2 separate regions of the Homo sapiens genome follow, and region 2 is linked to region 1. A link is a loop called in an ENCODE intact Hi-C map of the cell type or tissue named here. Cell type or tissue: dorsolateral prefrontal cortex. All regions are shown on one strand. Links, peaks and the distances in the headings refer to the core of each region. The heading gives the core; the rest is flanking DNA.

Region 1 (16,664 bases), core at 9,398-11,897:
ACAGTAGCAAGCAAGCTCATAATGTTAAATGGTACTAGTATCTATCAACAGTGAGAAAACTACCTCACTTACAAGAAAGGGACATGACATTATTCTTAATCCAGGAACTTGTCTTCTTTTATTCCCCCTGAAATGTGCCTTTATTCTTTTTTACCATTTTAATAGGCTGAAATTATAAATGCAGAGTGAAATATGTAAGTCCAAGCATATCATTAATTTTGTGAAATAATATATTCAACTATAAGACATATATCTTCCTTGATCAGTAGGCTTATGACTGTTTAACAATATGAAGTTGATCACATTCAACATTCACTCACTTTCTTTAGTGAGAGAGCTTTAAAAGGTCAAATTCTAATTACATTGGAAAAAACAGCTGGCCCAACACCTCACAGCATTGTGTCTATTTTACTTTCAAAAATACTCATTTGAGGCTACAACCTTTCCCCCTTGAGTGTAAAAAAAAAATCTGGTGACAAAAAATTGTCTCACATTTTGTCACATTTCTAATGGATGAAAAAAAGTACTATTTCAGAAATAATATTGTTTTCTGAGAAAAAAATGCTTAACATCACTAATCATCAGCAAAATGTAAATAGAAACTACAATGAGACACCACCTCACACCAGTCAGAACAGCTCCAATTAAAAAGTCAAAACACAACACATGTTGGCAAGGCTGCAGAGAAAAGGGGACACTTGAGACACTGCTGGTGGGAATGTAAATTAGTTCAGTCACTGCGGAAAGCAGTTTGAAGATTTCTCAGAGAACTTAAAACACAAGTACCATTCAACCCAGCAATCTCATTACTGGGCATATACCCAAAGAAATATAAATCATTCTACTAAAAGACACATGCATGCGTATGTTCTTTGTAGCACTGTTCACAATAGCAAAGCCGTGGAATCAACTTAGGTTTCCATCAATGGTGGATTGAATAAAGAAAATGTGATGTACACACACACACACACACACACACACACACACCATGGAATACTATGCAGCCATAAAAAAGAATGAAATTTTGCCCTATGAACCAACACATGGACATAGCTGGAGGCCACTAGCCTAAGCAAATTAACACAGGAACAGAAAACCAAATGCTGCATATTCTCACTTATAAGTGGGGGCTAAACAACATGCACTCACGGACATGGAGATGGCAACAATAGACACTGGAGATGACTAGAGGGCAGAGGAGGGGTGTACAGGTAGAAAAACTAACTATTGAATACTACGCTCAGTACCTGGGGGCTGGATCAATCATACCCCAAACCTCAGCATCACGCAATATGCCCATGTCACAAACCTGGATGTGTACTCCCAGAACTTGAAGTTGAAAGTGTTAAAAAAAAAAAAAAAGAAAGAAAGAAAGAAAGAAAAACATCTTTTTCCCACAGTGTTTTACACTTTTTTTTTACACAGTGTCTCACACTGTACTTTTTTTTTTTTTTTTTTACAATGTCTTAGTTATGGCTGCTATACCAAATACTACAGACTGGGTGACTTAAAACAAGACTATTTTTCACAGTTCTGGAAAATGTGAAGATCAAGATGCCAGACGATTTTCTTCCTGGCTCTTGTCCTGGTTTGCAGACAGATGCCTTCTTGTATCCTCACATGGTGAAGAAAGAGATTATCTCTCACCTCTTTTTTTCATAAGGGCATTATTCCCCTTCATGAGAGCTCCAGCCTCAGAAACTTATTACCTACTGAAGGCTACATTTTGAAATACCAACATATTTGAAATTAAGGCTTCAATATATGAATTTTTGGAGGACACACTCATTCAGTACATAGCATATAATAACTTCTGTTATGGTTTCAGAAAAGAAATGAAAACTTACGGAATTCCAAATATACTGTTAAAAATTAGCTATTATAGGTATTTTTCACAATTAAATATTTTTACTTAAATTAGACTCAATGTTTCATCTGATAGTTTTAAGAGGAAGAAAACAGCATCCTTTACAATAACATTTTTTTGGAGTGGTCATTTTTTGATGGGTACAATTGCTTTAAAATAACTTTTTGTCAAAATTAAAAATAAATTTAGTAGCAGATCTCAAGAAGCCCTTTATATTTTTTATCTTTCTTTCAGGTTCTAAAAGGGTTTTTGTTGTTGTTTGTTTTGGTTTCTGTACAGTTGACCCTTGAACAACGCAAATTTGAAATACTTAAGTCCACTTACAGGAAGATTGTTTTCAACCAAACTGAAAATCGAAAATACAATCTTGGTAGGATATAAAGCCCACATATACAAAGAACTGACGTTTTATCCCTTCAGGGGACCCCGCAGTGAGTCCTGTGGAACCTGAGTATGCTCAGATTTTTGTATCTGTGGGCATTCCCGGAACCAATCCCCGGCATGAGCGACTGCAATTTTAAAATCACATTTAAAGATAAAACATTGATTTTATATTATGTTTCCATAATAGCACAACACTTCTGAGAGCAATCCTTAAGGGTAAAAAATTTTGACTTCACAGGAAAAACAAAAAAAACAAAATATTTGTGTGTTAGGCCATTCTTGCATTGCTATAAAGAAATATCCAAAGCTGGATAATTTATAAAGAAAAGAGGTTTAATTGGCTCATGGTTCTGCAGGCTGTACAGGAAACATGGCACCAGTATCTGCTTGGCTTCCGGCGAGGACACAGGAAGCGTAAAATCAGAGCTGAAGGTAAAGGGAGAGCCCAACCTCACAAGGCATGAGTGAGCGCAAGAGAGAGAGTGAGCAGGAGGTGCTACACGGTTTCAAATGACCAGAACTCACTATCGCAAGGACAGCGCCAAGCCACGAAGGACCCACTCCCATGACCCAAACACCTCCCACCAGGCGCCACCTCCAACATCAGGGATTACACTTCAACCTGTGATTCAGGGGACAAATATCCAAACAATAGCAATTGGCAACTTCATATTTAGAAATTACTGGCATTATTATCATCTAAATCTGTTTCACTTCTTGGAAAACCAGATGTATTTTACATAGGGAGAAAAAGTAATATGGGAAGTAGAAATCTCAATAAAGAATGGACTTCAGTTAACGTGAATGTATCAATATTTGTTAACTTTAACATATTTGCTATACTAATGGGAATGGTACTGATAGGATAAACTGGATATGAGGTATGTGGGAAATCTCTGTGCTGTCTTCTCACTTTTCTGTAAATCTAAAACAGTCTATTAAAAAATACCATTGGTGGTGGCTGTACCCCCAACTCAATCAATAAAGTCATTTAAAAATATGTAATATACATTGGGATTTAGCCATTGTGGTCTTTCTCCATTATAAGCCCTCTTACACCATGCAGAGACATACTGTACTTGATCTATTCTGAAGTGGTTGTTATCCAGGATATGGAGAGAACTTAAATAAATTTGTAGGTGGGGATATGCCTTCCAAGAATTTTTGGCCTGGAGGCAAGAGGGGAAAAATTAAAAGTCTCATCCCCCTAAAAAAAAATTGCTATGCACTTCTTAGTGTCATTTTGTGAATTAAATACAGCTTGTCTGATTTAAAAAAAAAATTAACAATTGATGTTGATATCTAGACTCATGAAAAATATAACATCGAAAAATTACTGTAACTATAAACCTGACAATTTTGTTTACCTTAAAGAATGCTATGGCTGATAGAAACAAAAAGTGTAACTAGCTAAGTAGATATACAAAATATTTTATTTTACCTATACTTCTGAATGTCAACTAACAGGTATTGCTATAGATGTTTTTACAAATGTTTGCCTAAAGATATTTTTGTACATTTTATAGTTCTCTTTTATTTGTAACCAAGTATCTTGTGCTTGTCAGCTCTATGATTTGATTTTTAAAAATATATTAAATTATGAATCCATAAATATGTAGAACAGAAAAATATATTAACTCACTTGATATGTGTAGGAAGACAACATTACTCTTAGTAAGACAAGTGCTTTTTGATAAAAAATAGGCAAGTATTGTGTAAGTGGGAAAGCTTTAAACAAATAAATTTATAGGAAATTAGAGTTTCCCAAAAGTTGGCATCAAAGAATAGAGTTTCAGGGCACTGAACCAGAGGGAATTTAGAGAACTGAGTTTTGGGTAGAGAGAGAATCCAGCAAGGTTATGGCAGGAAATAAGCACCATATCCCCCATGAGAAACCCCCTGTGTCAAGGAGCACCAGACAGAATTCTAAGATAGGACTTCCAATTTTGAGTCATGCCCTTTGCTACTCTGTGCAGAACTACGTCTGTGTAATTATGAATTTTCATTAAAACCCGCCATACTCAACAGCTGTGTGTTATGGATATGCTGTTTTAGGTATGGGAGGTAAAGAGACAGTGGCTTTACCAGGGGACTGGGACAGCAGCTGTAGCAGCAGAGAACAATTAGAACCCACAAGACAGTAGGCAAACAAGCCGCAGGATGGGTTTTGACAGAAGCAGCTGTTAAGTAAATTGTCTTCCAAGAGTTTCCACATTGCCTGGAAAATTTACAAGCTCAAATAGGGTGCAAAGAACATCAAGAACAGGGAATGTGTTAATCTGACTTCCCAGGCTTGGGAGGTCCTGGAAATTGTAATGTAATCATTGAAATAAAGGAAGACCCACGTGATTTGAAACTCACAGGTTAAAACTACAATATGAAAAATGCAATCTAGGCAACCTTCAATTATACAGACCTCATGGTGAGAGGTGACAGCGTGCTGGCAGTCCTCACAGCCCTCGCTAGCTCGCTCTGGGCGCCTCCTCTGCCTGGACTCCCACTTTGGCGGCACTTGAGGAGCCCCTCAGCCCACCGCTGCATTGTGGGAGCCCCTTTCCGGACCGGCCAAGGCCGGAGCCAGCTCCCTCAGCTTGCAGGGAGGTGTGGAGGGAGAGGCGCGAGCGGGAACCGGGGCTGCGCGCGGTGCTTGCGGGCCAGCTGGAGTTCCGGTGGGCGTGGGCTTGGCCGGCCCCGCACTCGGAGCAGCCGGCCGGCCCTGCCGGCCCCGGGCAATGATGGGCTTAGCACCCGGGCCAGCGGCTGCGGAGGGTGTACTGGGTCCCCCAGCAGTGCCAGCCCACCGGCGCTGCACTTGATTTCTCACCGGGCCTTAGCTGCCTTCCCGCCGGGCAGGGGGCAGGGCCTGGGACCTGCAGCCCGCCATGCCTGAGCCTCCCACCCCCTCCATGGGCTCCTGTGCGGCCGGGCCCGAGCCTCCCCGATGAGCGCCGCCCCCTGCTCCAAGGCGCCCAGTCCCATCGACCACCCAAGGGCTGAGGAGTGCGGGCGCACTGCGCGAGACTGGCAGGCAGCTCCACCTGCAGCCCCGTGCGGGATCCACCAGGTGAAGCCAGCTGGGCTCCTGAGTCTGGTGGGGCCTTGGAGAACCTTTATGTCTAGCTCAGGGATTGTAAATACACCAATGGGCACTCTGTATCTAGCTCAAGGTTTGTAAATACACCAATCAGCACCCTCTGTCTAGCTCAGGGTTTGTGAATGCACCAATCGACACTCTGTATCTAGCTATTCTGGTGGGGCCTTGGAGAACCTTTGTGTGGACACTCTGTATCTAGCTAATCTGGTGGGGATGTGGAGAACCTTTATGTCTAGCTCAGGGATTGTAAACGCACCAATCAGCGCCCTGTCAAAACAGACCGCTGGGCTCTACCAATCAGCAGGATGTGGGTGGGGCCAGATAAGAGAATAAAAGCAGGCTGCCCGAGCCAGCAGTTGCAACCCGTTAGGGTCCCCATCCACGATGTGGAAGCTTTGTTCTTTGGCTCTTTGCAATAAATCTTGCTACTGCTCACTGTTTGGGTCAGCATTGCTTTCATGAGCTGTAAGAGTCACCGCGAAGGTCTGCAGCTTCACTCCTGAAGCCAGCGAGACCACGAGCCCACCGGGAGGAAGGGACAACTCCAGACCCGCCGCCTTAAGAGCTGTGACACTCACCGCGAAGGTCTGCAGTTTCACTCCTGAGCCAGTGAGATTACGAACCCACCAGAAGGAAGAAACTCCGAACACATCCGAACATCAGAAAGCAACAATCTCCAGACGCACCACCTTAAGAGCTGTAACACTCACCACGAGGGTCCATGGCTTCATTCTTGAAGTCAGTGAGACCAAGAACCCACCAATTCCAGACACAATGGGACAAATAACAGTATATGATTAAACATGCAAGGATCATTATGAAAAACATCACTCACCATGCTTTTGGTTTGGAAGTTTACAGCTTCAACGTGTTTATTTCTTCACTCATAGTTCTTCCTCTCATTTTCCTGAAAGAGAAAAGAAAACTAATATTTATCATGCTTTATGATGACAGAAAGAACTAGGCATTGTTATTCATTCAAAGTGTGCTACGTTTTTCGTTTTTTTTGTGTAGACATTCATCTCATTAGTTAACAGAAATTTCCATTATTCACATTGTCCCAGTAAATCTTTTTTTGTCCTATATCTTTCAACACAGTCTCAGAAAACTTAGAGTAAATTATAAAAAGGATTATGATATATGTATACTATAATACATAGACAATTCATATGCAATAAGACATCTATTGGTCCAGATTTGGGAGGATCCTGTGGCCCACACCAAAGCAACAGGTATGATATTCAGACAACATTATTTCATTTTATTTGGGGGTGTGGATTTAGAATGCCTACAGCCTAGTATATTACATAATTCTACATTTGTTTGCTTCGTTTTCTCTATTTTGCATGTAGTTCCCCTAAAACATAAACAATGATTCTTAAAGCAATTCAGGCCAAGACTGGATTGGAATTCTTGCCAGCATAAGCACTCTGCACATATATTTAACTACTTTCTTCTTTCAACATTAGCTTAATACATTTCAGCTGCCTTGTAAATCACTTCCAGAAACTTATGTCAAATATAAATAACTCTACTTCCCACATAAGGATTTTTGTGTTTAAACAAGTATGCTTTATCCATTATAGCAAGGTCAAAAACAATTATGGAAAACAATCGATCAAAGTTACCATAAAAGTTTAAGGTTACCAAATGTGAAAATTCTGTGAAAAAATATAAATTATTGTGTATTTGCTGGAGGCCTGAGATTAAAGAAGTCTTCCATTTTAAGCCCACATCTTATTAAATAAGTACACTTTAGCCCATTTAACAATAAAATTTGTGACCTCCTTTGCAATAGGTAAAATCCAATTTCCTTTTCAGTCAAAGAAGTATTATACCAAATGTCTTTCTTCCCACTTGGTTGCTCTCTTTTATGACTCTGAGTTCATAAAGTAATTCCCTAGCCTGAGAAGAAAATAAACAAGTAAATGACGGCACTTAAGGAGCCCTAGGCATTGCACCTAGGATAATCTGCAATCTAACGTTTACCAAGCAATAGTAAGTTACAAAACATTTGCGCAACTTGCTCCTGGAGGGAGTTGAGAGCTAATTTGAATCCACTTTGTCTCATAAAGGAAACATCGTGTTCATAAAACCACAGAAACATTAGAAAAACAGCTGTTTCCCTTCAAAATAGAGCAGCCACATCAGGTATAAATTTCACCAAGGGTATGGCTTAATCAAATATTCCATATTATACAAAATACAATCCAATCTGAAGTTTCAAAACAAACAAATCATTATTTATATTTTCCTATCACAATAAAACTTATTACATGTTCTCAAAAAAATGCCATTTTTAAGTTACTTACTTTGAAAGTGAAAGCTCACTTATCTAATATTATAAAATTTAAAATATAATTAAAAATTGATTAGGAGACAATGAAAATATATCAGTAAAAATAGCTGACAATAAATTTACAACCCCCTCAAAAAATTACTATCTTAGAAATTTTAGTTCGGAATTTCTTCTGTCGACTTATGTAAAGGTTGGAATTAACTAAAAGAAAAGGTGCCTGTTTCTCTATGTATTTTCAGTATTAATAAAACCACAAATGAATGTATATATTTTTTATTAAAGGTAAAGGAAATAGAGTGTCAAATTATACAGTTGATTTTATATGTTATTTGTTATCGTGATTCAGCAAATAAGAAATTAATGCTTGGGAATGACTGTGTAAACAAACAAAAATTAACTAAATGCTGAAGCAGGTTATTAATTGAGAAATTCACAGTACATTAATAATGGCTGGCTCCGTTGTCAAATATTGAAAATATGTTTGGTGAGATAACTTACTCAAGCCTGATTTTGACAGACCAATAAAAGTATATAAATTAGGAAATGCTTGCATATAGCTATCTGGATTAAAAGGAAGAACAAAAAGGCTATCAAGAGAAAGAATAAAAAGAACATTCAAATAGATATTGTTACTACTAAACCTTGTCATTCTTAAAGATTGTAGCAAAATACATTCATTCTCGACTTTTACCTATCTAAGTAAGCAACAAATATTGCCACCTTCATTTTCAAAACAGATATGAAATCCAGTGATTTCTTAGGTCTTCCCTTATCACTACTTTACTGTAAGCCATTGTCTTTTCTCAACAGGATTGCTGCAGTGCTCTTCAAATGAACTCTCTATCCCTTCCCTTACTTGTTCATATACTACTCTCAATGCAGTCGCCCAATTTGTTTTTTTAAAACATAAGTCAAATTGCCATTTCAGAAACTTCCATTATCTCTCCTTTTCACTTAGATTGAAGTAAAGCACTTAGTGTGGGCCACAGGATCCTCCCGAATCTGGACCACCACTACTTCTCCGATCTCAAATCCTACCCTTTGGCTAATTTAATCCACAATAACCATCTGCGGTCCTGGCAAACATGGCGTGCTTTTCCCTCAGAGAGTCTCCACTTGCTGTTCCCTCTTCCTGGAAGGTTCTTTCCCAGGATATTTATGTGGCTTGCTTTCTAACATCTTTCAAGTTTAAATATCATCTTTTCCACGATGTTCATTCTACCACCTATTTAAAATGCAATTCCATCCATCAACACCTAGGAATTTCTGCTTTATTTTTCTTCGTAGCATTTCACAACACGTCAGTGCACTTCCATGCACTTTCCTGTTAATGAACGTGAATAGTTAGAGGTAGAATTTCAACAAGCACACCTTGTGACTCACTCTCCTTGGGGGGAGGACAAGAAAGGGATGCTACTATGACAAGGGGCAGGAAGCCCAGCAGCCCCTGCGGAAAGGCAAGACAGATGCGGCTTCGAAGCCAAGAAGTCCCCAAAACTGAATAAAGAGTATCAAAAATGAGAAACATGCTATTTGCTATTCAACATAGACCTTTGATTGAGCAAACATTAGAAGCTCCTCTGGTGGAAATTAAGTGGGCAGCTATTCTTAAAGAGAGTAAACACAAAGCCAGCTTGCTGTAGCATGAAGTCACTCTCTCCCTCGGTACCCTCTGATCGCTCCCTTTCCTCTGCATGGATCTCAGCTGCTTTAAAAAGAAAGGAGATTAGGCATGTTAAGATTAGCCTGAAGCTGCCTCCTTACATACTTTAAGTTCAGACTAAAGGTTTCTTTCTACATAGAAAACTGTAACCTAATAGGATGTGTAAGCAGACTGTAATCTACTCTTGTACCAATCAGTTTCAGGCAATCACAGACTGGCTAACTGTATAAACTGTGTTCAGATAAGGCAAATTCAGAGCTGTAACCAAATCCAGCTGTTTTCTGCACCTCTCTTCCCTTTTCTGTATGTCACTTTTCTTTTTCTGTCCATAAATATTATCTGACCACTTGACAGCCCCAGAGTCATGCTGAGCCTATTCTGGCTACTGGATTTGTGAATCGTACTTTGCTCAATTAAATTCCATTAAATTGAATTTATCTTAAGTTTTCCTTTCAACAATCAGTAGCCAAGATCTCCCTGTCCCTAAAGAACACTGAGAGCCATAGGCACCCTCTGGTTATATGTATGGGAACTTTGAAAAGGCAGGGATTCCAACTTTTATGTGTCTCTTGGATTCAGGTTATGTATTCACCTTCCTACCAGGTCTCAGGAGAAAAGAGAATGTTAGGAACAGACTAGCAAAAGCATTGAGGACTGCAGAACAACGCTGCAGTAGTCTGTGAAAGCAGAGATAAAAGGCCAAAGAGGGGAAAAAAATGTTTCCTTCCCATTATTTCTCTCAGGCCTTTGACATCCTTCTTCCTGCACTGCTCAGCATCCTGGCCATGGGATAACATGTTGCTGCAGAGTCAATTCATGCATATGTTAAACAACTTGGTCAGTGTTCACATTTTGGGGGCAAATGTTACCAAATTCAATTAATACAATTTTTACTAGTGAAGAGAAGTCAAAATGGTCTTCTTGATGGGGACCGGGGAACATTAGTACTTTAGTGTATGTCATTGCTGGGGGTGTCATTGTTACATTGTTACACTTTTACATTGTTGTATTTCCCATCCATTATGTGTAAGAGACAATAAATTCTTTCAATTCAAGGAATGCCACATCTAAGCATGTAGAGAAGCAATCTCTGTCCCCTCCGGATCGGTCCAGCAGAAACAACGCAGAATCCAGGTAGAAGAAAGAACTCAGCTCTAGTTAAAAAAACTAACTGCTGCCCAAACTCAGAGAAACCATTTCCCAGCTGAGTAGCGCCACCTGCCGGACTCTGCCCCCAAGTGCACAATGTTAAAAACAAACCAAAAAGGGCCGCTGGTCAGCGGCTTTCCTAACAATGAATTCCTGACTCACAGAGCCCATTTAGTCACGAGTCAATTCCTATTCAACAACTAACAAAGAAAGGGCCCCGTGATCCTCTCTGGAAAATGGAAATGCTGTATTCAAGAGCACACTATATTGTGGCCCTAGCGTCATCTCAGTTTTACATAAAAAAGTGTCAGTTGACATCTTTGGGGAAACTTGGCCCCTCACTCCACTTTCTGAAGCAAAACCTTTGGCTCCATGGGGCCCTCCATCTACAGTTGCTTTTAAATGACTGGGCCTGGGAACTGATTCTGCTCGACCAGCCTGGAGGGGACGGAGATCATCTCTTTACATGCCTAGATGTGGCATTCCCTGAATTGGGAGAATTTATTGTCTCTTATACATAATGGATGGGAAACGCAACAATGTAAACCTCATAACAATGACACCCCCAGCCATGACACACACAAAAGTACTTTCAATATGCCTCGGTCCCCACCAAGAAGATCCGCTCTTGTTATGCCAAGAGCTGCTGGTGTCATGCGGGTGGTAGCAGCAATCCAGCCCCAGCAATAGCTCTGGAAGGCTGCCTGTGCCTAAAGCCAGTGAGCACAGCGGGATGAGTTAGAAGTCCTTGCCTCAGGCAAGGCTCCTGAGGAGCTGGAAGGTTAGATTACTAACACATGGAGCCGTGTTCAATGACACAGCCATCCCGTCTACCACTTGGAAGCCCACAGACTACCAGTTTACAGTTCGCCATGGTGAGGACTGAGCAGCCTGGGTCTCTCACACAGGTGCTCACAGTGGGGGCAGATGAAACTCTTCTCTAATGACACCAGCTGGAGCCAATGTGATCGAGCTTGTGCTGTCCATTTTGCTATAATTGCTTCCCACATCCACCATCAAAATGGATGCACCAGCACCTCCCCCTCACAGACGGGGCACAAAGGAAAGGTCTTTTATGTTTCTGATGCAAAAGCCACCACTGTGTGGCCGACTTGTGGCTCCTGCAAAATGTTAGCCTGTTTGTCTTACGGTAAGAGAGGCCATATCGCATGGGCATTGTTTTCACCCATGGCTGCTGAGGACATCAGATCTGACTACATCAGCTCTTTGACAGCTTTTTGGGTCTGGTCATTGTCCATACTTTCCAGCTAATGGTTTTCTGTTCTAATCCTATCCTTCAACTCTTGCAGCAATACTGTAGCCCTTAACTAAACTCTTTCATGTTTTCTGCTTTCCAGATCATAAACCATCTGAAAATGGTGCACAATTTGTCAAAAGTCTACTCAACAATGGAACAATAATCAAGGTATTTGGTGGACATGTCACATGCCCTACTGTCCATGGGCATTTGATCTTGTTGAGCAATGAAAGAAATCCCTCAGAAATTGACTCAAAATATTTCTGTTTTCCCTTTCTCACACTCTCCTGGGCCACACACTTTATAATAAAGCAGGTGGTCACTGAATGTGACTGTCCTTACAAAGAGGAGAACTTCTCTTGGTTGCTTTCTGGGTAATAATTCCAGTAAAGGATTATCTAGAACATTTTGAAGATTCAGTATTTTTTCCTACCATTCCTGGGCATAATACTTTTTGCTTTCCCCTAACCTCAACCTCAGGCAAACTTGGTAGGTGCACCCTCCAGGTGACAGCTCAGATAAAAGGGGTCTTGGAGGATTGAAACTAAATTCTGGAATGTTAGGATGACTTGACATAGATCAAATAAACAATGACTACCTGAGTGACTCACTAATCTCTGTAGCCCCCTATACTGTCCCTTGTAAGTCAAGGTAGGGGATTACATGGGTGTCTGGAAATTTTTTTAAAATGTCTTATCCCATTATATCTGATTCTTAAGATCTCAATGTGAATAGGGATGACTGTAGAAAAGATGATGTTATAGCTGCTGGAATGGAATACACCATTTTTGGAGAGAAAAGATGATGTTATAGCTGCTGGAATGGAATACACCATTTTTGGAGCTATGGAGGGAGAGCCAGAACCCTGGTGTCAGGAGAAGAAACATGTTAGTCCCCAAAATATGCAAAAAAGAGGATGCAATTCGTGTTCTCCTTGCCAGATGGATGCAGCACCATTTCAGCACCATGCCATGACAAAACAATCCTGTGGTCCTCCTTAGCCAGGCAGCAGCTGCAGCTGGCAACCTCACCCCCTATCAGACTTGTCATTGCCGTCCATGTGCTAGAAAAACACAAAAGTACTTTTGGACAGGCCATCAGTACCCTGCTGTACCTGATGCCTTCTCAGAGGCAGCTCCTGGGTGTGGACTCCCTCATATGTTTTCAAACACTTGGACTGACCCAACTTTGTTTGCATCCGTCTCACTGATGCAAAGACATCTGCTTCTTCTAAGGCTCACTTGGCCTTGAATTGTGCCAGGTATGGCATTCAAGGCTAATTGGTGACACTGCCCATGTGACTTGACCAAACCAATGCAACAGGGGTTCAAATCAAGTTTAACAGCAAGTCTCAAACTGGAGTGAGCCATGCCTTTTTGGGTTATATGTTTGTATATAGAGCGAGGGGGGCAAGGGCAGTGTTCACTGGGGATGGGAGCTGCTTGTTGGCTCGTCTTTTGTCCCTTGTAATTATTGATATTGTTGGCAAATATATCAAGATCCGGAGATTACTCTAAACTCCCTCCTTGGGTCACAATGAGTAGACTGGCCTCAATCTATATCTTGATTATCTGGAGTAGGACCTACTGTTACCCCTGGGACTTATAATAGTTGAGTGGGAATGTGTGGGCAGGAGAAGAGGTATGTATAACTGAGGCGAGTGCTGCTGCTTGTAATCCTGTTGATAGTAGACTTAATTAAATTCAGTATGAAACAAACTGGTCCCAGGCTTCGCATGCTGCTCTGACCTGAGAGGTTGAGGCATTATCATTACTATTCCCATGTTGCTAATATGTAAATGTACGTGTGTGTGTGTGTGTGTGTGTGTGTGTGTGTGTGCTGTTTTTACTTACATGCTTGTAGGATTCTCTTTTTTTCCTTGAATTTTCAAAATCACAGTATTTATTACATCGCTTTAGGATATTTTCTCCTACATTAACAAATATTTTCCTCTCCAAATTCAGGCATCTAAGTTTTCTGTTATAAAATTTGAGTTTTGTTCCAGTCCCAATTTGTCTGCCCCTTTCTTGCGGAATCTCTTGATCCACTTTGTACACTTAGAGTTACCATGATGCACCATGTAATGACAGTTTGGTCCATCTGTGTTATTGCCCCTGAAGACCTCTAGTGGGACAAGATGTGCTGGTGAAAGATGGTGATATTGATCATCCTGGTCTAGGCTAATGTGCATATTCATGTCTTAGTTTTTAACAGAAAAGTTTAATAAGTAAAAGGAAATCAAATAGAAAGAAGCGTATAGAATAAGAGTACAAAAAATACTATGCATCTCTTCAATGTGTTGGTGTTTTAAGCTGTGTCACTGCAAAAAAGAGAGAAAAAGTGTTTAAAAATAAAAACTTTCAAATTTAAAAGTTACAATAAGCTAGGGCTAACTTATTATGGAAGAAAAAAATATTTAAAAAAAATTTAGTATCGCCCAAGTACAGTGTTTATAAAGTCTATGGTAGTGTAATCTAGACCTTCACTTTCACTCATCACTCAGTTGCTGATTCACCGAGACAACTTCTTGCAAGCTCCATTTGTACAAAATGCCCTGTTCAGGTGCATTTTAAAAAATCTCTTATGTCTTATTTGTACTGTACTCTTTCTATGTTTAGATAAACAAATACTAACCATTTTGTTACAACTGCCTACAGTGTTCAGTACAGTAACACGTTGTCCATATTTGTAGCCTAGGACCCTAAGTGTGTAGTAGGTTAGATCTAGGTTAGGATCTCAGTGTGAATAGGGATGACTGTAGAAAAGATGGTGTTATAGCTGCTGGGATGGAACACACGAGTTTTGGAGCCGTGGAGGGAGAGCCAAAACCCTGGTGTCAGGCTTGTGCAAGTACATTCTGATGTTTGCACAACAACAAAATTGCCTAACAACACATTTCTCAAAATGTATCTCTAAGGGACAGATGACTGAACTTATTTTATTATTTTTCTCTTTTTTTCTATAGTTCTGCACAGAGTAGGAAACCTTTGAGTTTGAACTCAATGCCTGCCACTAACTTACATTTCTTCAATATTAACTTGTATTCTTACTACTCTTGACCCAGATTTAAATCTACTATTACATTTAGCTTTTATTAACGTATATAATATATCTCATAGGTTTTGGGGGATGGTTAAATAATTAATAGATCTAAAAGTATTTTAATGGTAACTATTATAATTTTCATCATTAATGGTACTTTTAAATTTCTATTTTATATTACAAATTCTTCCCGTGTGTATATCTTTCACTCAGTAAATGAATTCATACTTCCAATTTTTTTTCTTGTTTTTGCAATACACATTTACTTGATTTTGATAGTAAGGAAAAAAGGAAAGGCTTTGAAAGTTCTATTTGTCATCCTTTAAATGATCTTTCTCTGCAGTAAAAATCCTGGCTTCACTTTAATCTACTTTGTTATCTGTATTATGTTTTATGATCTGAAATCAATATGTTTCTCTTTCTAGAATAAAAGAAAAACAGGTCAAGTGTGGTATTTGTGTATGAACCATGTTTGTGGAGTCAAGTGCATTAACTACAGAGGACATCTATTTATCATTTAGATTTCAAATTGGACCCAATCTTTCCAGAAAAACCTAACTGACTCACTCAAATGAGACGTCTGCCCCTAATAAATGCTTTTGTAACATTGTGTTTGCACCCCTGGAACCTTCCTGATGGGCTATTGGAATTGTTTGATTGCTCACATTCTATACTAGGAATTATGCTGGGAGGACAAGAACTGTGTTTTGTGCAACATTCTATCCCCGTGCCCAGCACATGGACTGGGGTTTTGTGAGCCCTCAGTGCACATTGTGAAAATGAATGGAACTGATTTGAATGGAATGACATTTGTTTGATGCAGCAGCTGAGAGGGCTGAGGAGAAAGTCTTAGATAAGGGCAATCTGAGCAGAGAAATTTTACATCATTGTCATCGTGTGTTTGGTAAGGGTGTAGTGATGAGACCAGATTTCCCCTGGAAGTTTTGTTTGACCTGACCTCTGCACAGGAAGACTGGAACACACTCCACACTTCAGAGTGCATGTTCCTCTCTGCCTTTAGGTGGACCTCACCTTTAGCCTGCCTTCACTCCTGCAGATAGCGGGTTCGGGAGGTGATGCCATGATCTCATTTATTTCGAACTTTATGGACGTTGTTGTTTCCGGTGTTACTTAACTCTTCCCTATCTTCCTCTATCAAAGTAACCAATACAACAACCCAGATCCTTCCATGTCGCACATCTTTTCTCATTATTAATACATATCAGATACAAATAATTTTATGAATACATGGACTTTGACATTTTCTGATTTATAAAAATTCTAATAATAATCATATTGTAGGCACATATCCCTATGTGGCTTTTATCATTTAAAAATACATTGCGTTTGTAAATTCTGTTCTTTTTCATGCTTGCAAACTGGCCAATTCTTTTTTGTGCTTATTTTTCTTGTTCCTTGACAATAGATCCAATAGGAATTAGTCCACACTACTCATATCCCACTTTCCACCCTGTCTCTAAAGCTGCAAAGCAATAGAGAGGGGCAATAAAAAGTTAATAAATATAATATGATTGACACCACCAGCAATAGTTCACATTAATCTCTACTGTCTATTCTGTACCAATGATCTTTTGGTTAATGTTAGTATCATAGAACTCATTGTTCTATATTTACTATTTGCTAAGGCAAATATTTTTCATCATATTTTGTTGTGTATTATTTTGACAATCTTTCAATATGTCATCCATATGAAATGTTAAATTATTAATTAATTTACAATGTGATATGCTAAGTAGAATAGGAGCAAATGGATTTACTGATGTTAATGTGTTTACCGATTTATATAGTTTGGATATTTGTCCCTGCCCAAGTCTCATGTTGAATTGTGATTCCCAATGCTAGAGGTGGGGCCTGGTGAGAGGTGACTGGATCATGGGGGCAAATTCC
Region 2 (16,664 bases), core at 9,243-11,742, 1.2 Mb before region 1:
ATTTAGAAAATGGTTAATGAAACTTTTACATATATCGAAATCTCTTAGTACTCATATTAATTTGCATAAGCAGATCCTCCAATGAAATATGAGAACCTTAAGGCCAGGTACCATATGTGGGTAAATAGATAGATATTTCAAATTTGTACATTCACAAGAATCTCTGGGGCAACTTGTCACAAAACTTATGCCTGGGACCCACTGCCCTGGATTCTAATTCAGTAGGTCGAAGATGTGAGTAGATTTGCACGATAATGAGCACTTTACATGATTTAGTTATTAAGTGGTCCACATGTCCCATTGGAGAAACACTGGGAGTCCTACCCATTTTCTGTAAAATAATAGATGTTAAATGAATAAATGAAAAACTGAACAAATTAAGAAAAAGAACCAAAAGTAGGCCAGGCACGGTGGCTCGTGCCTGTAATCCCAGCACTTCGGGAGGCCAAAGTGGGTGGATCATTTGAGGCCAGGTGTTCAAGACCAGCCTGGCCAACATGGTGAAACCCCAATTCTACTAAAAGTACAAAAAATAGCTGGGCATGGTGGTGCATGCCTGTAGTCCCAGCTACTCAGGAAGCGAACGCAGGGGAATCACTTGAACCCGAGAGGCAGAGGTTGCAGTGAGCAGATATCGCACCTCTGCACTCCAGTCTGGGTGACAGAGTGAGGCTCTGTCTCAAAAAAAAAAAAGAAAGAAAAATAAGCAGAAGTACACATGTGTAGTTTAGACATAGAAGGAACCTTACCACTTTCTCTCATAAATATGTGTGTCTACCTTGGAGGTTTTTGTAAGAATTTAAATGTGCAGGCTTGTTTATTTGTTCTAGCCCGTTAGGCATTTTTATTTTGCAGTCTTCTGTGGTATTATCTAATAAACAAAATGTGTACAACATTTTCATCTTGGATTCTTTTTAGTGGGTAAAAATGCAAGAAAACATTTTGGAGGATCTACTGCTATATGAATATTATTAGTCAGGAGGCATAAACATATGGTAGGCTAGTGACTCAAGCTCAACAAGTAATGTTTATAATCACAGATGCATTTTCAATGTTATGAACTTGTGTACAGCAGAGAGTAATTCCCAATTACAAGCCCCTACATATCAAGGTGATTGGAAAACAGTAGTCAGAGGTAATTTGCAGGCAATCGGGCACCTACAATTGTTTACCAGGGAAGTAATAAGAAACAAAACAAAATGATACACAGGTAATCACATCTTGTTGATTCAACCCAGCATCACAAGAGAATAAGAGGCAACAATTCAAGTTAAAATTTTTGAAGTAAACATTGCCAGTGAAGCCTTTCCAACAAACATTTAGAATATGCCGTAACCATTTACCTAGGATGTATTGAAAAGAGAAGCATTTTATTTTTAAACAAATGCACAATGCAGTAATTTATGGAAATTAATTTTGCTGCTCTGTATTTTTGGCTTTAAAAATGTACTAAATGGAAAGGCTACACAGTGTTCCCTTAGTAAGATTTTATCAAAGACAAGGGTAAATTATTTTGCAAATACTGGATACATGGATACATGACAGAAATGGCCAACCAAACAAATAAAACATACTTTCTTACTTGGACTATGTCTATATAGTTTATTCTATCTTTATCCATTGGCTTACCTTTTACAATTGAGAAAAATGCACATCATTTTGTATATTATGTGCCTATTTGATCCCTATACATATACATTTGTTGGCATGACATGATGAAGATAAAATGTGAAGAAATGCATGGAAACATAATGGCAGGACTTTGCCTTTTTAATTGTTGCCTATTCAGCAACATATGGTCTTGAACCACTTGCACACAAATCAAACTGAATATTTGTGTCCGACCTCCCTAGAGTTCATAAGTTGAATTCCTAACCCCAAATATGATGGTATTTGGAGATGAGGCCTTTGGAATGTAGTTAGGCTTAGATTAGGTCATTTCATGATGAAAATAGTGGCTCAAAAAAATTTAAAAAAGGAGATTCCCCATCCTCCTCTCAGTGCTTGCAAAGAAGAAAGCCCATGTGAGGACATGGTAAGACGGTGGCCATCTGCAAACCAGGAAGAGACACCTCACCAGGAATAAAATCATCTGGTACCTCGATCTTGGACTTTCTAGCTTCTGGAAGTGTGAGAAATAAATCTCTGTTTTTAAAACCACCCAGCCTATGGTATTTTGTTCTGGCAGCCTGAAGAGATTAACGCAATAGTCTGTTGGAGATGTGTGTAAGCCAGTCCCACTTCAGATTACTAAATCAAAATTTCTGGGGACTGAAATATGAGCAATTTGATCATTGAGGAAACTTCAGGATAATTGTAAACACAAGTTTGAAAACCAATAACAATATTCTAAAAGTTAGAATGACAAAATAATTGATCATCCAAACTGCCACACTGTTTAAAATGAAAAGGAGCATTGCAATAGTTAAGCTAGGACAAGGTAATCTGAAAATTTCCTGAGAAAATCATTGCATATGATCATTTTGCCTGTATAGCTTCACATTTAACCAATTTTTTTAATTAAAACGATCATTCTGCTTGATGTTTTCACTATGTTCAAATGTAGCTTCGTGCATAAAATTTGGGTGGGGGGGAATCAATGTATGTATCTGTGTGGTGAGGATGTAGGCGTGTGTTTACTCATAATATATATTTTATTCGGTTAAAAAAAAGACAGCTATTATGCTAAGCATTGTGAGAATGGAACGTAGGCTGTGAATTACTCTTGAATTTAATTTAAAAATTTTTTATCACAATATTGGTAAGATATAAATGTTTGCCATTTTCCCCTAACTTATTTCAACACTGTTCACAATTTCAGATAAATTCATTATACAATCCAGAAACCACACTTATTTGTGTTTACCCAAATGAGTTGAAAATTTGTGTTTATACAAAAACCCATATGTAGATGTTTATGCAGTTTTCTTTCTAATCACTGAAACTTGGAAGCAAGTAGATGCCCTTCAGTAAGTGAGTAAATAAATAAATTGTGGTCCATGCAGATAATGGAATATTAGTCAGAGTTAAAAGGAAATGAGCTACCACACTGTGAAAAGACATGAAGAAATCTTAAATGCATATGACTAAGTAAAAGAAATCAATCTGAAAGGCTAACTGTATGATTCCAATTGCATAACATTTGAAATAGGCAAAACTATGGAGACAGTAAAAAGATTCGTGGTTGCCAGGGGTTGAGGGAGGGGAGGGATAGAGAAGAGACAATTTTTAGAGCAGTGAAACTATTCTTTTTGATACTATGAAGTAGTTTAATGTTGCCATAGTTGTCAAAACCCATACCATATACAACACCAAGTGTGAACCCTGTTGTAAAATCTGGACTTCGGAGAGTAATGATGTGTCAATGTAGGCTCATCAATAGTATCAAATGTACCATTCTGGTATGGAATACTGTTAGTGGGGAGGCTGTGCTCATGGAGGAAGTAAAGGGTATATGGGAATTCTTTGTACTTTCTGCTCAATTTTACAGTGAAAGGACCTAAAATTGCTCTAAATATAGTCTATTTAAAAGGAGAAATAAGAAGTTACTGTGTATCAGTTGTACTTTAAGTGATCCCAGAAAATGCGTCTGGGTTCCAGGTTAGAAAGTGATCATCTTTTACTGAAATCATGTTGCTATGGCAATTTGGCTGTAACACTTTCTGATTATCTATATGTCTCTAGGAGGGGTCATAGCTAAGCACATGCAGCTGGGCCATCCTGAAGAGAGCGTTATGATTTTTTTTTTTTTTCTTTTTTGAGATGGAGTCTCCCTCTGTCACCGGGCTGGAGTGTAGTGGCGCAATCTTGGCTCACTGCAACCTCCACCTCCTAAGTTCAAGCAATTCTCTTGTCTCAGCCTCCTGAGTAGCTGGGACTACAGGCTCGTGCCACCACGCCCAGCTAATTTTTTGTATTTTTAGTAGAGACGGGGTTTCACCATGTTAGCCAGGATGGTCTGAATCTTCTGACCTCGTGATCTGCCTGCCTAGGCCTCTCAAAGTGCTGGGATTATAGGCCTGAGCCGCCGCGCCCAGCCAAGAGTTGTGATTTTAAATTAATCCCGAGACAATCCTTTCAGAGAAGTATGTGTCCGTTTTGGATATGGTCTTTTCTATCCATGAGCAAATTTGGCTGGCAAATTTCTTCCCATTTCATCCTGGAAGTGGTTGTAGATATGTGTCATTCACTTCATAATACTTAGTTTTACCTTTACATATCTATTTTGCAAAACTCACTAATGATTTTATTGTAAACCTTTATCTTTGATAATAATCTCATATTTCTCCCCACCAAAGACAAGTCCTATTTATAATTAATTCTCCTTAGGAAAGACAGCTTTACTTTTTTCAAGTGGTAGAAAATATAAATTTCTTTCATAAGTTCTTTGCTTGTTCATTTCTGTATCAATTCAATTCCTACTAATGTAATTATCGTAAGATAAAACATTGTTTTTTTAATAAGGGTGCTTGAGGCTTTTTCATATGCATGAGTTAGATGAATCATTTATTATAATATTATTATAATTTATTTTGATAAGAATAATTTTCATTTCTATTTAGCTTCAGGAAAATTTTTCTGAATTCCCTCAATTATATGTTCACAATATGTGAAAGTTATGGGATCTTCTTTTCTGATACCTGAGGCTCTCCTCTCAAAGTCATTATTACTTAGCCAATCAATTCAGAAAAAAAAGAAAATAGTGATTTACTTTTTTATATTCAAAATATGACAAAACAAGTCATTGAATACTCCTTTCTGCTTTTAAAGGCTATTTTTAACATAAATATATAACTCCTTCTCATAAATTAAGATATTGTCTGTAAAAGTATTTGGTAAAGCCTATAGGTAACAGTTATAATTGACAACTTCTTAAGAATTGTACTGTAACTAATCAAGTGCGAGTTTGATTGAAAGTCATTGGTGTATTTATTAAAGATGACATGCTTCAAATATTTTTAATGAAAATACATTTATGAAAAAATGACTTATGTTTGAAGGATCAAATATGTTTATATTTTATAATTATATGCATATATAGATGGACATATAAATACATATATACACATAGATATACAGATATTTATACACATGTTTATAATCTATCTCATGGACATGAGGACAATATTCTATGTTATGGCATAGTTAATATACCCTGAGTAAACTTTATCCTCCAGAATATGCGTTTTTAACTTTAAAACGTAAGACTCTATTAACAGAGCTATTAAATTTATGTATGTAGAGGTGGGTGTTTATGTATGCGTAATCACAGATGGGTATTTAATATTTTTCATTTCTTTATTCAATCCAAGGGTTCATCATGCAAAAATGTTAAACGTCCCTCTTTGCACTACTAAGATAAAAAATGTGATTTTTTACAGATGATTTATAGAATAAACCTTATCAGTTTCTTTATTTTGCCTAAATACTTAGATCTAGTTCTCCTTAAAGTTGTTTTCTAACAAAAATAGTGAGTTTCTTAGTCTTTGATACGTGTTAATATGCCTCCTGCCTATAATCTCTGTTTAAGTGTCCAAACTCCTCAAATGTTTTCCATCATTAAACATTGATAACTCTGCCAGGAAGCTATGTAAATTGTTCTATAAAGATGAAAATTAGCCTCTGCTTAAATCAATATGACCACCTTAGTTGAAACTTCTGAGGAGCTCAAATTGTAAAATGTTCAGCACACTAGCACTAGGAATAGGGTGGCAGGACTACCCTTGAGGGACCATGTACTTATTATTATTATTATTTTTTTAGTTGGAGTCTCACTCTGTCGCCCAGGCTGGAGTGCAGTGGCGTGATCTCCGCTCACTGCAACCTCCGTCTTCTGGGTTCAAGCGATTCTCCTGCCTAGCCTCATGAGTAGCTGGGATTACAGGCATGCGCCACCACGCCCAGCCAATTTTTTTTTTTTTAATTTTTAGTAGAGACGGGGTTTCACCATACTGGTCAAGCTGGTCTCAAACTCCTGACCTTGTGATCCACCCGCCTTGGCCTCCCAAAGTGCTGGGATTACAGGCGTGAGCCACCGCATCCGGCCGAGGGACCATCTACTTTAAGGAATGCAGAGAGATAGACATCTTAATTTACTTAATAGGATGTTTGGGGCATGGGATAAGTAAATTTTTCAAAGAGACAGTATTCATGCATTGGTAAGATATTGTTTTTCTCAGACGTGTGACTTTATCCCAAAAATATGCTATTTTAAAAGACATTTCTTAAAATATGTATGTGTATGTTTGTTGATACTTGCTTATTATATAGCTCATACTGTTTATTAAAATATATCTATTACAGGAGTTATTAGAACGGCCTTACATAACATGGACAGAGAAGCCAGAGAACATTACTCCGTAGTCATTCAAGCCAAAGACATGGCTGGGCAAGTTGGAGGGCTTTCAGGATCTACAACAGTCAACATCACCTTAACCGATGTCAATGACAACCCACCACGCTTTCCTCAAAGTACGTATTTGTTTTCCATGATTTGAATTTATCATTATCTCTTTATGTAAAGTAAAATGAAATACTTGAACAGTGTTATGTTACTGTTTTCTTAAGTGGAATTGTTCTGTTTTTGTACTATATGATCACCCTTCTTCATGTAAGACTCATGAAATCACTCCAGCTATTGTCTTCTGAACCTAGGAAATAATTGGGAATGTGTTCAGAGTTGGAGTTTCATTTGGCATCAAGTTAAATATTAAAAATGATGTGGTGGTACTAAAAAATGGCATCTTGCCTTTGGCGAAGTATCTGTATATTCTTAAAGTATTCATGGAGATGTTGAAAAGGTATTTTGATGTGAACATTCTTTTCATGCAACATTATTCCATACATTCTGTGACTGAATTTTTTAAAAAAATTCTTCATGTTATGAATAAATGCTGTATACAAATGCATGCATGTATGCACACACACACACACACACACACACACACACACACACGCATCATCCAAAAGCAAGTTGAAGTTAATATGATAAGATGAGGTCTCAGAGTAAAATATAAGACTTGAAAACAGAAAGCATAATTCAGTAGGCAATTTTGGGGGGAGAGGAGAAATATGAATCCTGTGGGTTTGGAGGGAGATGGTGTTTATGACATGTTCTGAATGTAAAGGATATAATTATAATATATTTGAGTTTTTAAAAATGGAAGATACTATAGATAACATTTTATACGACAGTCACTAATAATCACAAATATCCTACAGAGGAGTTGTCTCTTATGTTCCTCTTACAAATGATGTCTAAAAACTGTCATAAATTAGATCCTTTGGTACGTCATACAGGCTCTTCTCAAATCAGCGCGAAATGCCTTTCTCAACTTTATCTCTTGTCTCTTAATAGCATTTGCAGTACACCTCAGGCCTAGACACTGTGGAATACTGCCTCCTCCTAAAATATAATAACACTTTGTACGTCCTTACTTCAACTAAAATTTTTCCTTATTCACGGCCCTTTGTTAAAATCCCTGCTACAAGTTTCTCTGAAGTTCCTGTTGCAGAATTAGAACAGTTTTGCAATTAATTCCTGTTGCAGAATTACTCACTCTTTTTTCCCTCTTGCACAGCACTTTTGCATGCTTGTTCGTGTTATACTAATTTTCCCTCTTGCACAGCACTTTTGCATGCTTGTTCATGTTATACTAATTTCTGCAGGTACATAGATCCCCTTGCACAGCACTTTTGCGTGCTTGTTCATGTTATACTAATTTCTGCAGGTACATAGATCCCCTTCCACTTATGAGATCCTCTAGGAAGACGCTTAATTGTTTTGCGAACTTAGGTGTTCAGCCCAGTGAGGGCCCAGCATTTGATAAATGATTCTTAGTGAGTAAATTAGTTGAATTTAAATACTCTGTCAAACCATCATTATTAAAAGATTATTATTAAATACATGCAAATCATAGTCATAGTTAAATAAAAATCATTTTAAAATGTTGATGCCAGAGATAAGATAATGTTACCTGGTGCATTCATGTGGCGTTTGCTCTATGAAGAAAGTATATATCATAGGTAAGTCCATATTTTATTGAGCCATAAAATATAATTAAATTTTAAACCATTTTGCAGATTAGGATGAACTTTTGTATCAATGTTATCACTTAGTTCAACAATGTGCATATACATGAGGTAAATGTTATTATTTCATAGATTGGTACAATTGAAGTTGAAGATAAAGATAATAAGCGATAATTCAGACTCAACAGAATATACTCTTTATTATAATTTAGGATACCAACTTGCCTATCTTGTTTTCAAATAGATTCTACCACCACTATTTTAAAGATGTACATTCATATTGTAGCCTTAATAGACAGAAAACTCAGGTTGTAAATCATAGGATTCAGTAAATGCTAGTTTGTAGTAAATATAGCATCTCCCACTCTCTCTTTTTCTCCATTTCTTCCTAAAATAATTATTAAAATTACAGGTTTATTAAGATTGACTTTGCAGATGTACAGAAAATTTTAATTGTGATGGATATAAGGAATATTATTCATATAGATGAATATAGATATATAATAAAGAGATATTTGTTCCTAATTTTATTATGTTGATCAATAATAGTGTCATTGTTGAAGCATCAGTGTACAGTGAAAATAATCACTTTACCTGACAAAACAGAATAAGTGTATACTCTCTGAGTTAACTCATTGTGTCTAATGAATTCTATGTTTCTTCAGTCAGTAACATTCTGGCAGAATGACTGACAGATGTAAATCCTGCTGCATTTCAAGGTGTTCTTAGAGTTTTGAAAAGGAGGCACTACACAATCAGAAGTTTACACTTGGGGTTTCTTAAAAGATACTTTATTTCGCACTCCATTTGAACAAAACAATTCTGCTTTTGCAACAGTTTGGTGTCACCATGACAAAAGTAGCTTGTAGTAAAGTGCTCTTTAATTTATCCATAAATTGCAGCTTATTAAACAGCTATGTACCTAGTGGGGAAGTATTGTAAACTGCTTGGAGAAAAGAAATAATATAAGGACTTGTATTCACAAAATACCATGACATGCGCAAGTCTATACACAGCTCAAATTCTATAAAGTTCATATCCTGTCATCAAATGGATCCAGTAGTTGAATTGTTTCTCTTAATGTGAGGTTTTTACAGTTGCCCTTTCTACTTCTTTCTCTCATCACCTGTCTGAGACAGTTATATTTCTTACAATTGACACTTGAATAAACATCCCTAACTACAAATTTTGCAAAAATATTCTCTCAAAGTGTTTTTTCCTCCATGCTTAATCTACCATGCTTGAGAAAGTGAGTAGGCTAGTTATATTGCATGGTAATTAGTTATCCCTTTATCTTGAAGTAAATAGGCTTTGAGTAAGTGTTAGAGAGGTAGTAAATTAGAGCTAGTAATTTGCTTTACAATGTCTCTACTCTAGAGAGTTACAAACTCAGTAGCTTAGGATACAAGTCAGATAAATGTCTTGGAGGAAACAGGCTGCTTGTCAGTATCAGGAATGTGAAAAAGGAGCATAGAGACTGGATAATGCATGCCCAACTACAAGGGTAGCTACTATTTAATTCAAATTGATGCCTACCTCTGGGCTACATGGTGTTGGAAAAGGAGCCACTCAAACAAAACAAAGCAAAACAAAAGGACTCATAGTGAAAGAAAACAAATCAGCCCATCTATGGCTTGAAATTCTACTCAAAGTACACAAACGATGTGTACTTCTCCTTCTAGAGAAAATCATCCATCTAAAGATATAAAATTCCCTAGTGTGTGTTCTTTCATTAAAGGTAATCTATTTTATTCTGCCATTTCCTATTCTAGTTTTTAAAAACTTTATTCTGGGTTATGGTTGTTGCATAACTTATTCTTGGATAGGTTAAAAAGTCACTGACATTTATTTATTCTGCACAAACCATATGCATATAAAATTCAATACCTTACATGAAAGTTTACAAAACAAACCTTCTATATCCTAAATGGAAGGAATTATATTGTTGTATTGAGGATTGCTCTTGTAAGATAAGTCATCTAGTAACAGAAAGAAGCATAACACATGCCAAATAATCACAATGAATCAACCTTTAGGGCTTGATCCTCCAATATTACATTGCACCAACTGCAGCCACAAGTGAGCTTCAGTTTTTGGAAATTTGCTATCATTATGTTAGCTTAATCTAACATAACTTTCTCCAGAACTTAAATGATAGTAAATTGCCAAGAACGTAAACTCACTTGTGACTGCAGTTGGTTTAGTGCCATGTAATATTGGAGGATCAAGCTCTAAAAATTCAATAGATGGCAGTATTTCCCATAAAGTTAGTAAACATCACAATTGTTTAACTGGTTTGGGTAATTTCTAAAGTTAATGAGAAAGAAAATATTGCTGAAGATATTGGCATTGATTTTTTTTGGGGGGGGAGCTGTTGTTTTTATTATTTTCATTGTTATGGGTACAAATATGAATTTATATAATATTTTCATCATTAAAATTTTGTTTGAAACAAATTAAAAGAAAAAGAAAACAAAGCTTCTCCCTTGACCCATCAAAATATGCAGGATTTTTTTTAATTATCAAAGAATTGAGGTCTTTCTAGTGTCTTTTGAAAATGATATCTGGGTCATTTTATTATAGTTGTAGGCATATATTTTGAAACGTTTTGAGCATTTCTTTAAAATGACAGTATATATTTGATTTTGATAACTGTTCCTACTCACTTTGAAATAAGATAAATTCTGCAGCTGCATGTTTAGTATTCTACATATGTAAATTTCATTCAAGTTTATTCCTTGTACCATTCCAATTTTCTATATCCTTATAGAATTTTTGCTCGTCTGTTATTGAGAGAGATGTTAAAGTCTTCCAAGATGATACTAGATGTTTCCATTTCTCTTTTTTCCTCTGTTTAATTTTTCTTAGATGCAGTTTTAAACCATGCTATTGGATGCACACAGATCGAAGGCTTTGATATCTTTCTCTTGATTAAAATTGTTTTATTGTGAAATATATGTCTATAGTTCTAATAATACTCCATACCTTAAAGTCTAATTTGTCTCCTATAGCTATTCCAGAGGTTTCTTTTTTTTCTTCATTTCTTTTTGGTTATGGTTTGTGTGGTATAATGTTTTCTATAATTGTACTTTCAAACTTTATTGTTCTTAATTTTTTATTCTTAATTTATAAATGTTTCTTGTGACCACTTAGCTAATATTTTTGTTGTTGTTTAGTTTAAAATGACATTATAATTTCTCTTGCTTTTGTTGATTTACTACACTTATAAGTATCTTAATTACTGATATAGTTTCATTTAGGTATATCATTTGCTATTTGGCTAATCTTTTCTTCTCCTTTTTTCCCCTCTCTCATATTCTTTGAATTATTTAATTTCATTCATTTTGTCCTCCATTCACTTTTTAAAAATTTTACATTTTTATACTTTTTTCTATTTAAAAAATACTGTAGATATTATTATTTATTTCACTCTACCTTAAATTATAATTTCATTGCTTGAAAATAGAATGACTTTAAAACTGTTTAATGTCATTAACCCTTTGTTGTTGTTTTTTCTATTTTTGTCATCTTATATATTCAGTCCTATATGAAATTGTCATTGTTGCTGTTGTGTTAAATAGCAAATCATTATTTTTTAAGACAGTAATAATTTACCCTTCCTGGTACTATTTATTTCTCCTTGAATTTCTGTGTTTCCTTCTAGAATTATTGTTTTCTAAAGGGAATTGTAAATTTCTTAAAATATTATTTTCCCATTTTTAGTGACAGAAAACTGCCAATGAATTTTCTCAGCTTTTCTATATAAATTTACAATTTTGCCTTTATTTGCAGAAGGTATTTCCAATCAGAATAGAATTTTAGTTTGAAGGATTTTCTCCATTTCAATAATTATTAATATAATTTGCTGTTTACCATTTTGTTCATTGAAAAATCAACTGTAGAATTCCTTTACTGTACAATAGTTTACTGTAGTTTATTGGACCTTTCTTCTATTAAGATATTCTTTGTTATATTTTGTTTTCAAAAATTTAACCTACAATGCACCTAGGTATTTACTTTTTAAAAATCTGACTAATGGTTGTAAAGATTTTTTAAGCTATCTTTTATTAGTTTTGAGAAACTCTTGGTTAGAATTTTTTCAAGTATTTCTTCGACCTCATTTTCTCACTTCTTTTCTATTAGTTCTACAAAGTATGTCAGCTAGGTCTTTCAGTTATATAACATTCATCTATTACTGTCTTTGCTGTATAATAATTATTATTCTACAGTCTTCTACAGTCTTCTTTAACCTGGATATTTTATATTAACCTATATTCTAGTACACCAATCCTTTCTTCTGCTGTTTGTTCAGCAATTAAACCCATCTATTAAATATATTAAGTACACACTTCAGCATTGACATTTTTGTTCTAAAATTTTTATTTGGTTTAGTAGATAAAGATTATTGGTATCTGTTGAAATTCCCCACCCTTTTCTTTATTTAAACATATTAACCATAAACATATTAACCATACTTATTTCAAAACTTTTTGTAGAATTCTAATATCATAATCATGCCTGGGTCATTTTTTACATTTTTTCCTTCTTAGTTTTAGCCAATGCTCATTTTTAATCATGACTTTGAATTACTGATTGAACATTACATAAAGGAGTTGCAGAGGTTCATGATTGTGCAATCTTTCAAAGAGGGGCAAGTTATTTCTTGCAGACATATACAGTGTGGATTACTTAAATCAGTTGGATTCTGTTAGCACTAGCTTATTTTATTGCTCTCCTTACTTCCGGGAAGTAGCTCTTATTCCTGGAATCCGGATCTTTCTTTACTTACTCTCCACTGGTCTCAAGTGTTTACCAATTTCTGACTCTCCAGTAACTCATGGCTGCTGAAATCTCTGCCTAGCGCCTTTGCCTTCCAGATGCACTTTCTGTTGGTTTCTCAGAGCCTCTACAAGTGTCAAAGTAGTGGATGTGTCTACAATTACCACAAGAAAAATTGCATTTGTTTTTTTCCTCACTTACCTGAGGTTTCTTCTTCTCTGTGCTTTTGTCCTCAATTTCTCAGCCCCTGTGCCAGCTCTGAACTCCAACCTGTCTCCAAAAGCTACACAATTTTTGCTTGGACTCTTTCAACCAGCACTACATATTTTTAAATACCCTCAGTATATGTGCATATAAAATTTGTTTTGTTATGGTTTCTTTCTCTCAAGAATCATACTCCATCCTGAGTTCCCTACATTAATTGCCTTCAATGCCTTAAAACAGTCATTTTCTATATACTATGCATCTTTTAGAGTTGTTTTATATGACAGAGTTAGATATACCCCTCCATCATATCCAGATTTGAAAGATCATTCCACTTAAGTTTAAATAGAAAGATTATGGAAGATAATTAGATGTATTCTCTATCAATTTGTATTCTATGTGGCTAAATTGAAAGGATGAACTCTAAAATAAAGATGAAATTATTAAATTAACTTTAAATGAGTAATATTATTATTTTATTTTCATTTAGCCTTCATAGAAACACAATATTTTTATCTTACATCATGATATTTAGTTTATAAAGATAATTGAAAATTATTATGTATTTATTATAATAAGACACATACACCTGTAGATCATATTCTTTCTAACAAAGTAACAGCTATAAATAAATAATAGTATTACATTCTTCTGATTTTAGAATTGAATATTTTGAAATTATATGGAGCTCTCTGTTTAGAAACGTACTAGTCATGACATTTCAATTGTATTACGGTTTGTTTTTAATCTATGTGGTTGTGTACTATAATAAAGTTACAGAATAATTCCTTTTCCTTTACATAATATTTTGTTTAGGTAGGTATGTTTATGGTAATAAGCATATATTTCTTGGAAATAATTTGATTCTTATAGTTAGGCATTACAAATCAATTTGCACACCTTCAAAGAATACTTAAAAAGTGGACTGAATTTCAATTAAAATTTCTAATAGTCTTTCTTCAAGCATTTATGTGTTATTTATGATTAAGAGTGAGAGAAAACAAAGAAAGTGTTCCACTATAATACTTGAGAGAAAAAAAAAACTTTCTATAGAATAATCAGCTTTCCTATAGTGCATGTTGACACATAGAAACAGAATGTATTGGGTTAAACGATTTTAAAGATATTTCTTAGAACAGTAAAGATTCTGATAGAGGAAAATTGCCCTTTTTATTTATGGCATTCAAATGGCAGTAGTACTTAAATTTACTTTATTTATGTTTTAAAAAACATTGCACGTAGAGCCAACCACAATGCTTAATAATCAATATTCAGCTTAAGTCTCTTAAATGCAGGAAAATCTCAGAATACTTTGTGTGTGTGTGTGTGTGTGTGTGTGTGTGTGTGTGTGTGTGTGTGTTTTAATTTGAAATTAGCATTCTCAGCATAAACTGTATTTGCATAAACATTTAAAGTGGAGATTATAAAAACTGTCTGGTTAATTTTATCAGGAAAGACAGGCAAACTCTGTAAGTCAGACATCATAGTTTCTAACCTCTCACATGTCAGTCAGTTTTCCCTGAGAAGCATCTCACTTTCTCAAGTAAATACTATAAAATAGTAAATAGTTCTAACAAATGTAATGATTAAATTTATTACAGCTTTTGTAAGATAGGGCCTTGGGGTAATCATAGGGAATGACTTATTCAAGTAAATGACAAAATTACTGTAGTAAAGACACAAGGTCTTTTAAAAAGCAACTAGAATCAGTGCTGTCCTGGAGGAAAAGAAAGTATATTAAAAGGGACAAGCCTCAGTGAGACAAATGCCCTTTTATTATTCCCACCATGTCTTCCTTCCTTAAGTGTATTTTCCATAATCAGTAGTATATTATGATGCAGTCTAAGAAATTATGTGAAAAGATCACATGTGGCATACAAAACTATGGTGCATCCAGATACAAAGCTGTTACACAGTGAGATCTGTATTCCTAAGCTGTGAAAAATTATGTAGTCTTAAAACCAGAATAAATTATTCTAGTACTACTTGAAGAAATTAAAAAGTAAAAAAAATTCTAATGAGTTAGAACATAATTTATATATATTTTATTTATGTATTTATAATTTATATATTTATATATATTTTATTGATACTATAAACAATTTGGTGCCTAAAATTGAAAAATGCACATTGCCCTACCTCATATCTCAGAAAATCTAAGCCTCACACACTGAAAATCCAAGCAAAACTAGCATTTTGAAGATAATTATATATTTTGGTAGTAATATCACTTTTTGTGATTTTGGTCAGATTTTCATCATAAATTCCCAGCATTTGTTGTGTCTCTTCTTCATTTTTCTATTCTGAAAAACAGCTCAATTACTAGTTGTTCTCATTTTGATTTTATTTTTTGTAGTTAAAAAATATATACAATAATATTTATCCTTTTAACAACTCTAATGTGTGCATTTAAATAACACTACGTATATTCATATTGTTGTGCAACCAATGGTACTATTGAAATACAGAAGTCTTTTCGTCTTGCAAAAGTAAAACTTTGTACCCATTGTTTAATGGGTACTTTCCCATTTTCCCTCTCCTGAGTCTCTGGTTATTCAACTTTCTATCTCTATGAATTTTACTGTTCTAGGTACTTTATATAAGTGGAATCATGCAATATTTGTCTTTCTGTGCCTGGCTAACTTTGGTAAACATAATGTTTCAAGGTTCATCCAGGCTGTAAGATGTATCAAATTTTAACTTATTTTGTAATGATAATTAATATTTTATTTAATGTGTATACTGCATTTTATCAGTTCCTCTGTTGCTGCATGTTTGGAGTGATTCTACCTTTTGGCTATCATGAGTAAGGTGGCTGTGAATATGGGTGTAACACCCCACTTTCAGTGCTTTTAAGTATATATCCAGAAGCGGAATTGCTAGATCATATGGTAATTTTATGTTTATTTATTTATTTTTTTTTTTGAGATGGAGTTTCGCTCTTCTTCACCAGGCTGGAGTGCAATGGTGCGATCTTGGCTCACTGCACCCTCCGCCTCCTGGATTCAAGGGATTCTTCTGCCTCAGCCTCCTGATTAGCTGGGATTACAGGTGCCCTCCACCATGCCCAGCTAATTTTTTGTACTTTTAGTAGAGATAGGGTTTTATCATGTTGGCCAGGCTGATCTTGAACTCCTGACTGCAGGTGATCCACCTGCCTTGGCCACCCAAAATGCTAGGATTACAGGCATGAGCCACCACGCCCTGCCATGTTTAATTTTTTTAGAGGCCTCCATACTGTTCTCCACAATGGCTATACCATTTCACTGCTCCACTAACAGGGCACAAGAGTTCTAATTTCTCCACATCCTCACCAACACTAGTCATTGTCTTCTTTTTTTTTAATTTTAATTTTTTATCTTTTTTGGAGAGATGTCTATTCCAGTTCTTTGCCTATTTAAAAGATTGGATTGTGTGTGTGTGTGTGTGTTTTGCAGTGTTAACTTATAATAGTTTGCATTTATTTATGTCTTTAATTTATTTCCACAATATTTTGTCATTGTCAGTGCACACATTTTTTGTTAGATTTATTCCTAAATATTTTATCATTTTTATGGTATTAAGAACGGAATTGCTTTATTTTCTTTTGCAATTATTCATTATCTTGTAACTTTGCTGAATTACTTTATTAGTTCTAAAAGTTTGTGTGT

Evidence for each region. Peaks named below come from ENCODE experiments on the same cell type or tissue, not always from the same donor. Only the 100,000 strongest peaks of a DNase experiment are listed, where the experiment ranks them.
Region 2: a loop joins it to region 1, with 5 times the contacts of the local background. A loop is called at or near these places in 12 of 110 quality-filtered maps.

Annotation. Positions count from the first base shown.
Region 1 is chr5:18,388,250-18,404,913 of GRCh38, reverse strand. No RefSeq gene overlaps it. Among named protein-coding and RNA genes, the nearest start is that of LINC02100, 350 kb to the left of the region's middle. RefSeq lists an enhancer at 10,386-11,024. In dorsolateral prefrontal cortex, for the core only: CTCF peaks have their summits at 10,331 and 10,531 (motif pointing left); a DNase peak (open chromatin) is centred at 10,553; H3K4me3 peaks cover 377 bases; H3K27ac peaks cover 600 bases.
Region 2 is chr5:19,602,241-19,618,904 of GRCh38, reverse strand. CDH18 (cadherin 18) reads left to right here. Exons shown (of 13, transcript NM_004934.5): 6 at 6,304-6,471. Among named protein-coding and RNA genes, the nearest start is that of CDH18, 380 kb to the left of the region's middle. In dorsolateral prefrontal cortex, for the core only: a CTCF peak has its summit at 10,258; no DNase peak of the experiment used is centred there.